2 separate regions of the Homo sapiens genome follow, and region 2 is linked to region 1. A link is a contact called in ENCODE Hi-C data. All regions are on one chromosome and are shown on one strand. Each heading gives the region's core, a stretch centred on a gene start or an enhancer-like site at or near the end of the contact. The rest is flanking DNA. Distances are from core to core; before and after follow the strand shown.

Region 1 (4,209 bases), core at 1,318-3,817:
ATTTTTCCCCGTGTGTTCCAAAGTTTCTAGAAAAAAAGCTTGAAACTTATATTTCACTGAACCAATAATTCTATTTGGAAGTTTGATTAAAATTTGCTACCATTATATCTGTTGCAATTATTTCCATTTTGTGAACACAGATAGTACTACATATAGTGGCAGAAGTACAATGAATATTATTAAATCACGAGGATGGTAGTATTTTTACACCAACCAAAACATGACAATTTGTATCTCTTCCATCTAACTAAATAGATATTCCCATTGTCTTTCAAACATGCCTCAATAGGCCCTTTGGGGCTCATGGTGGCCCCTCTTGAAATGATTCACCCACCTTCTCTCTAACACCCTCGCTACTTAGTTTTGTGTAAGACCAATATTATCTGCAAGGAAGCTATAATTGATTTTGCTCAAGATGAAGTCATGTGCCACATGCTTTTCCCACAATTATAGGAAAGTCTTTCTCTAAAAAAGTCTGTTCACTTGGTATTTTGGTGCACAGAGAGTTTCTCTAATAAAATGTTTCCTTAATGCTGACTGCATATCAGAATCACCATCTCAAATATGTAGTGGTCTCATCCCAGACCTGCAAAGGCACTGTGTGTGTGTGTGTGTGTGTGTGTGTGTGTGTGTGTGTGTGAGAGAGAGAGAGAGAGAGAGAGAGAGAGAGAGAGAGGGAGTTGTATTTGTTTGTTTTAGAGAGAGACTATTTATTCTTATAAAGCTCCCCACGATGCTGACGTATACACAAGTTTGAGAACCACTATCCTAGACACACACTTGTCTTCTCCTTTCAAGACTGAATATCAGAAAGTATTCAATAAAGATTTGCAAAATGAATGAGTAGATGAATGCCAGTTCTCAGGACATCTGAACCTTTCCTAATCACTAATGTTGACTATGCAGAACTACAAAAGTGTTGCTTAAGTCACCTTAAGTCTAAACCAGTAGTTTTTTACTTCAGTATGCCCAAGAATCACTTTCAGGGCTTTTAAAAAAATACATATCCCTGGGCCCATCTGCAGAGGGTCATATTGAGTAGGTTTAGAGTAGGGACCAGGAATCTGCATTTTTATTAGCACTCTAAATGTCTCCTGCAATGACATTTTTTGAAAAACACCACATTCAAATCATGGGTAGAAGATGCTGTAGCACAGTTTGAAACAAGTCCTACTATCCAATCCAAATAGATCACTGGCATTCATAGATGTGGTCACATTACTAGTTAACATTTCGTCTAAAATTTTATCGAGAGTAAAGAGCCTGGGATGCTGGCTCAATTGATGCTCTGACTGGTACTGTGGAGTTCCAGTGGCCATTTATGCCTCCATCCCTTACTATCTGGTGCCTGTCCCTGGGGCTGTCTTCAAGTCAGGTGACATCAAAAAGAATGGAGGTCAAATCAGGTAGTTCTAGCCAGAACATTTTAGTGAAAAGAAATAATTACAAAATCATTTTTCTTTTATAAGGTATACATGGATTCCTGCCCCATCCCCAAAGTAGAATAAAGATAGGAAAATACTGATGCAATGTGGTGTGAGATTATTATGGGTCAAAATGACTAATGCTGGATCAAAAATCAGAACAGGAAGGAGACAGGAATTTCAAAAATGAGCAACTCCAAAATAATAGGAATGAAAAAAATAAAAGTTAGTGTCACAGGTCAAATGTTTAGATCCCACATTGTCACTCCATTCTGGTTTTCTTTAACACCCCTGCTTGAACATTTTTACAAATTTCTCAGACAGGATCATAGTCTTGCTTTTTGTTTCTTGGTGTCTACTGGTGTGAAAGACAGCTTTTCCATGTTGTAAGAAAACAAGCTGCTCAATCTGATTTCAGGTCTTGTCTGACACCATATCGCAGACCACACACAAGGGGCTGGTGGTGTCAGCACTCTGCAGAAAACTTGTCATCATGTCCTCAAGTGTTGTGCACAGGGTTATTCCATAGGAGTCGGGAAAAGCCTGACAGCCATCTGAACCAAGGACTAAGGACCCCAAGGGCAGCATAGCCATGGCCAAATGTGAGCCCCAAGTGCCCCACATTGGCATGAGGACCCTCTTAAAAGGTGAGGGAACTTCTTCACAAGGATCAAAGCAGTAACACTTCTAGGAGACATTCACAGTTTTCCATGTTGGCTGAATCTCTCATTGTATCTTATGCACTAGCCAACTTGTGCCTCGAAGCTGAAGTGACGTCACGGAAAAGAACCCTCCCCAACCAAAATTGCTGAGATTGGCACCATGATTTGTAACCCAGAAGGAAAAAGCCACAGTCTCTTTCACTGTCTCTTTCGTTTGTTAGCCTGCCTGCCCACCATCCCTCCCACCCCCGGGCCTGGGGGTCACTCTGTAGTAGGCAGCCTGAAGGGGGGTGTCCTCTGTCACTCCCTCTACTTTCCTCTCTTAACAGTGAGCCCTTCCTCCCACACACACCACAAAGCCAAAAGAAAGGGATTAAAGCTGATGACACACAAGGCGGATGTGTGACCAGCTCAGGTTCTAGGGCCAGACAGCCCTGGATTCCAGTTCCACTGGGTCACTCACCACAGTGTGACCTCAAACTGGTTATTTCAACCCCCTGAACCTCAGTTTTTTCATCAACTTTGATGTTTAAATGAGGCAACACATTCAAGGCATTTAGCATGGATCTAGCAAGCTCTCCACCCCAACATCTCAGTCAAAGGGAGGCAACTAACAATCGCAGGGGTAGCAGTGACAATGGAGGCTGAGAAAAGCTTTCATCCTGTGGTCTCTCAGGCTTGCCACAAGAAAAAGAACACAGAAAATTCTTATTACCTGGAGATGTACATCCATCCACTACTTGGTAAGCAGGAGTCTAGCTATTTATAGACCTGACAGGCCTACAGAACAAATCCCTGATTGATTTGTAGCGCCTTGTTCTCATCCAAACTCTTCCACTGCAACGATGCTTCTCTGAAGAATAAACCGTCATTTGGTTTATGACATTGTCTATGTAGCCACTCATTAAAGGAAGCAAAGACCAGCCAACAATCCTGGATTCTCTTTCAAGGCCTCGTGAGTCTCCTCTGCCCTCTGGCTGGCTGAGGAGTCACCAATGACATCAGCCAGATGGCTGACACCACACATAACCCCCAGGCTGCTAAAGTTTAAAGGGTCCCTGCTTTCTCCTCCTTGGCTGTAGATGGAAAATTGGAGTCTCTGGGGGTGGGGAGTTTGAGGGAGAATCCAGCCAAGAAAGGGAGTCGGCAGAGAGAGGAGGGAGTAGTGCCAGCTATTCATGTTTCTGCGACTCGCCACGCACAGTATGGGCATTGTTTGAAATCACACAGACATTGTCCTATCCAGCCCTCAATCATATTAGCTGCCCAGCCATTTTTCCACATTAATCATTCAAACTGACATGAGTAAATAATACCACATGTGGTCGTGATGACAGTTGTCTCCATAATGTATTCATCTCAAGGTACTCATGGTTTTTACTAAAATAAAAGTGCAAGTGAATGACTTTAGAAAAATCTGCAGTCAGGATAGCAGCAGCTATCTTTATGAGGAGCGGTATAAACACTCAAATACATGCTGAAGAGGTTGAGGACAGTCAAGAGTGGTGAATTGCACTCTTAGCACTGGGAGGCCTTACGATTTTGGAGAGACATAGAAACAAATTAGTAACACTCAGTCCCCATTTCACATGCACAAGTACAGAACCACTCCCAACCCGCTCTGTCCCTTGCATTTTTTGCACAGGACTCAAGCAATCTTTGTTGAAACTGACATGATCCTTTGGACAAGCATATCCTGCCTTCCCATCTTCGCTTCTGCTTTCCTCAAATATTGAACACTTGGTTTATGCCTAGTTTTGTGCTGGATGCAGGAAATGCCGAGAAGAAAGACATAGCTCTGGCCCTGGCAGAGCTAGAGCATTGTAGGGGCTGGGACAGGAGGGAAGGAGGATGTACAAACAAACAATGACCATCCAGTGAAACATGTACATTAGTTTCAAATCCCAGGTGAACATTGTGTAGAAAGAATTGAAAAAATTTAGCCATCCTTATGGGGCATAGTGCCTGTTGATTCGAGCTTGATAAAATAAGGCCAAAATAATTCTTCCCAGTGGATCTTTAGGGATTTGGTTGAGGAAAAGCTTAGGAAAGTGTTCTCAAACATGACTATGAGAATCACTTGGGAGCACTTTTACAACTCTACCCCAGACCTGCTGAATCAA
Region 2 (4,511 bases), core at 1,675-4,174, 53 kb before region 1:
GGAGATGGGATTAGCTACAGAATGGAAATAACAAAAAACTAGATCATTAAGTTTTAAAAATCTTATTTTGAGGGCCAATATGAGTAAAATTAGGTTACTCAGAGGACGATAAGGTGGAAAGCAGCCTTATTGAAGATTTTGAACATTTTCTGGAACTTCAAAGGTTAGTAGTACCAGTTCTCTATCAGGTCTAATTTCACATTAAAACATACGTTTTTTCTTTAGTTCACTGCTTTTATTCTAAGTGGTCAAGATTTGAATACACTTTTGGTTCTCAAAAGATATAGAGTGACTTGCCTTGATTTGTTTCTGGCAGGAGTAGAAGAGCAGGACTCCTAATTTGCGGAGCCTAGTGCAAAAGAAAAATGTGGAACTCCTTGTTCAAAAATTATTCAGAACTTCCAGACAGTGACAGACAGCATTACATCAAGTTTGATGTCCTCTGAGCACAGGACCCTGTGTGACTGTACAAACTGCACATCAATGAAGCCAGAGAGTGCGGTAATACAGCTTGGAGCTTTCAGCATTGGAATCAATATATCAGAGTCGGAATCCCAGACTTGCTACTTGCTACTTAGGTGATGTTAAGGAGGTTGTATTTTCTCTACGGCCTTTAGTGTCCTTATCTGCAAAATGAGTCTATCCTAGGTTTGTTGTGAGGCTTTAATGATAGTTATATAAAATGCCTACCTAGTAAATGTGTGATACTTAACAGTCAAAGCGGAAGTTACTATTATTATTTTGTTAAGTGGGCTTTATTAGAAGGAAAAACTGTGGAAGGAGAATTGTTAGATCAGAAAGAGAATGTCTCTAGTGTGATCAACTAAAGATTGAGAGATATGAGACAGGAAATGTGTGTGTGTGGGTGTGGGCAGGTAGGGGACAGAGTTGAGGAGTTGGGTGCCCCCCTTAACGAGTGGGGAGAAGCTGGTGGGGAGATAGATCCCTTGCATCAGTCTCTGGGTGGTGTTATGAGTCCAGAAGAACTTGGATGTATTCTAAACATACAGGTAAGATCCGTGAATCCACCAGGCATTCCTCTAAGCAGAATTTTTGAAAAGCTGCTGAATACTGAAAGAGTATGGATAGTAATTCTAAACTTCCTAGTAGGTGCAGGACATTCAATTCATCTAGGGAGAAATATGAGGACATTTGGTTTGTGTGCAATAATCTAAAACATTGGTTCTCAGGCTGGTTAAAAATGAGAATCACCTGAGGAGCTTTCAAATCCATTGATGCTCTGGCTCCACCAGACATAAATTCTGATGTATTTGCTCTGGGTTGAGGCTTGAGCATCATCACTGTTTTTAAAACGCTTTCTCAGATGGTTCTAATATGCAGACAAGTGCTGAGAACCACTTATCTAAAACAATGGCATGCTGTTGAGATCTTCTATTTCCCTCTGACAAAAAGAAAAGGTAGTCAACTGTGTGTGTGTGAGTGCGCATACATGCGTGTGCGTTTGATAACCAGCAGATTAAGCAGCAGTAAGGCACACACAAGTAGAAACCATCTGATGCCCTCAGGACATCACAGTGAGTGATGTTTTTTCTGGTCCACAGCCATATCTGCTCAGGGAGCCTCCTCTGCCACACTCTGGAAGCACTCTTGAGAAAGAGGCCCTTACATAAGTTACTATGCATACTGTGTTTCAACAGTGTTTGGCAGATGACAAAGGCTTGGGAAGTGTTAGTTGTTGTTACTACTGCTATTTTGTTAGGTCATCTAATAGAATTCATTTTGAATTTTAAAAAAAGGACTCAAAGAAATTTAACATAGTGTGATCATTTTTCCTTTGGGAGTTTAACTCATTCTTTCAAGTCTTGCATACCATTGAACATAAGCACATAAGCTTTTTTTTTTTTTTTTTTTTGAGATGGAGTCTCATACTGTTGCCTGGGCTGGAGTGCAGTGGCTCGATCTCGGCTCACTGCAACCTCCACCTCCTGGATTCAAGTGATTCTCCTGCCTCGACCTGAGTAGCTGGCATTACAGGTGCCTGCCACCATGCCTACCTAATTTTTTGTATTTTTATTAGACATGGGGTTTCACCATGTTGGCCAGGCTGGTCTCGAGCTCCTGACCTCATGATTAGCCCACCTCAGCCTCCCAAAGTGCTGGGATTACAGGCGTGAGCCACCATGCCCAGCTCGAACATGAGCTTTTTTTAAAAAGCAATACAGTAAGTGAGACGTGATGGAGATCACTAAAACATGGATGATGAATTATAAAAAGAAAACCTGTCCTAGCTTGTAGAAATGGATACTTGTGGTCTGGGATAAAATTTTCTGTGATAGTATTACATCTGTATTTAAAAATTGCTGTGTTATAGAAACGTGGGTGGCAGAGAAGATAGTTTTGGAAAACTGTTTTAAAAAATCAGAAAGGGTTTCCAGTGATGGCAAAGTTGCTGACAGCCAAGATGCACACGACACATGTGAACAGATTGTTTCATGAAATATCAGAGTAGAATAAAGCAATATTGCAAAGTATGAGTGTATATAATTTTCTTTTCAGTTTTATGCAATTAATATACATATGTGTAGATTAATAAATGGAATATTATAAGTAGATTTTTAACGATTTCACTTAGAGGCTTAAATATTTATATGTTCAAATTGGCAAAAAATGTTTTTAAAATTTTCTGTTTCAAAAAATAGGCATTGGCTTTGTAATTGGGAGGGACTTGTATTCAGGTGTGTAGATAATTAAGGAAAATGTAAGGAAAGGGACTAATTAGGAAGAAAGACAAAGACAAACAGCCTCCCTTTCCTTTGTTTATACTTCTTAGCAATTATCAGTGCAACATTTTAGAATAAGAAAATACTTCTAAGTCATTGAATTGTAGACTTGCCTGGGCTTGTTCTTGGGCCAGTGAGGTTTTTAGAAGAAAGCTCACTTCCTGCAGTAGCCATGGCAACTTCAACAATACAGGCCCTACCCTGCCAGCTCCAATCTGTCCAACAGATTCCCAGGGAGGAGAAATATGTTATCACAATAAGAGATGATTTCCAACTTTTAACATTTTTAAGTAGGATATTTATTGTTATTCAATTCATAAATCCACTCATCTTCAATCTCAGCTACCTACCACCTCAAAAACACATATACATGTTGCCAGTGGAGGGCCTTGACTACAAGTTGTCCAGGTTTTTGGCATTTTGAACCAAGAATTGGACAAAATGCACAAGCAAAGCAATGAAAGAATGAAGCAATGAAAGCACAGATTTATTGAAATGAAAGTACACTCCACTCAAGAGCACTGGTTACAGAATTTTCTGGGGTTTAAATACCCACTACAGGTTTCCCATTGGTTACTTGGTTACACTCTCCATAAATGAAGACTTGGCCGACGACCACTCTGGTCACAGGAGGTGACCAATCAGAGGCTGAAGTGAAGTTACAAAGTTAGACATGAAGACTTGGGCCACGACCTGTCTGATTGGTTGCAGGAGGGGACCAATCAGGGGTACTTTCCATTTTTCATCGGCTATGCAGTGTAAAAGGAGTAGCCTCTGATCCTTTTGTTATGTGGGTGTGGAGAGGTGGGGTTTTCCTTTTGATTAAGTTCTAGGAAGTCAGTGAATCAGCCATGGATTCCCTGTCTCCAGACTCTATTTATTCTCCTACCTCACACCCACACACAAACACACACACCTTCATTTGCTCCATCTTTTTTTATCTAATTCTCTCAAAGATAACCAACAGAATTTTGGTAATCTTGGGATGCAGAATTTTGGGATGCAGCCATTGAGTGAATTGCCCACAGATTTGAAGTTGTAAAATGCCTTTTCTGCCTGCCTGAAACACAACCACAGAAATTCCAGTTGCATGCCACACTCTGATTTAAAAACCAGGAGATTCCCTGGAAAGTATTTTTACTTCTATGTTCAAGGAAATATTCACCAGGATGGAGACCCCTCAGCAGAATCTAGAGGAAGCACTGCTCTCTGAGTTCACTTATCTTATATTTTTTCTACTATCTGCCCAGACAAACTCTTGAATTTGAAAGAAAAATTCTTAAACTTACTCAAAATATTTAACCAAATCAATCTGCTGGGCTTTTCTAATTGCAAGTGATAAGCAATGAGGGAAATATATTGCTCTCATTGTTTTAAATACTCTTTCTCTTACCTTTCCTCTGCTCTACCACAACCATTCTGCTTACATGGTTGACCCTTGAACAACATGGGTTTGAGTTGCTCAGATCTGCTTACTTGCAGATTTTTTTCAGTAAAAGTTACACTGAGTGTGCTGCCTCCCCTTCCACCTCTTCCAGCTCTGCCACCCCGAGACAGCAAGACCAACCCCTCCTCTGCCTCCTCCTCCGCAGCCTATTCAACATGAAGACAACAAGCATAAAGACCTTTATGATGATCCACTTCCACTTAATGAATAGTAAATATATTTTCGCTTATGATTTTCTTAATAACATTCTTTTTTTTTCTAGCTTACTCTATTGTAAGAATATGGTATATAACACATATAACATACTAAATATGTGTTAATTG

Evidence for each region. A loop is a pair of places that touch in the nucleus more often than their neighbours do.
Region 2: a map of mammary epithelial cell shows a loop between it and region 1 (5-fold over the local background). The contact joins two enhancer-like sites. A Hi-C loop is called at or near these places in 3 of 168 maps with a recorded cell type or tissue (cardiac septum, gastrocnemius medialis and mammary epithelial cell).

The regions. Positions count from the first base shown.
Region 1 is chr13:50,676,934-50,681,142 of GRCh38, reverse strand. No RefSeq gene overlaps it. Among named protein-coding and RNA genes, the nearest start is that of DLEU7-AS1, 130 kb to the left of the region's middle. Within about 2 kb of position 2,567, at least 5 of the 41 ENCODE cell types and tissues checked have a DNase peak (open chromatin) inside an H3K27ac peak, as active enhancers do; they include mammary epithelial cell, where a contact is called at or near this core.
Region 2 is chr13:50,729,969-50,734,479 of GRCh38, reverse strand. It overlaps a transcript of DLEU7 not described here. Among named protein-coding and RNA genes, the nearest start is that of DLEU7-AS1, 76 kb to the left of the region's middle. RefSeq lists an enhancer at 2,794-2,993. Within about 2 kb of position 2,924, at least 2 of the 41 ENCODE cell types and tissues checked have a DNase peak (open chromatin) inside an H3K27ac peak, as active enhancers do; they include mammary epithelial cell, where a contact is called at or near this core.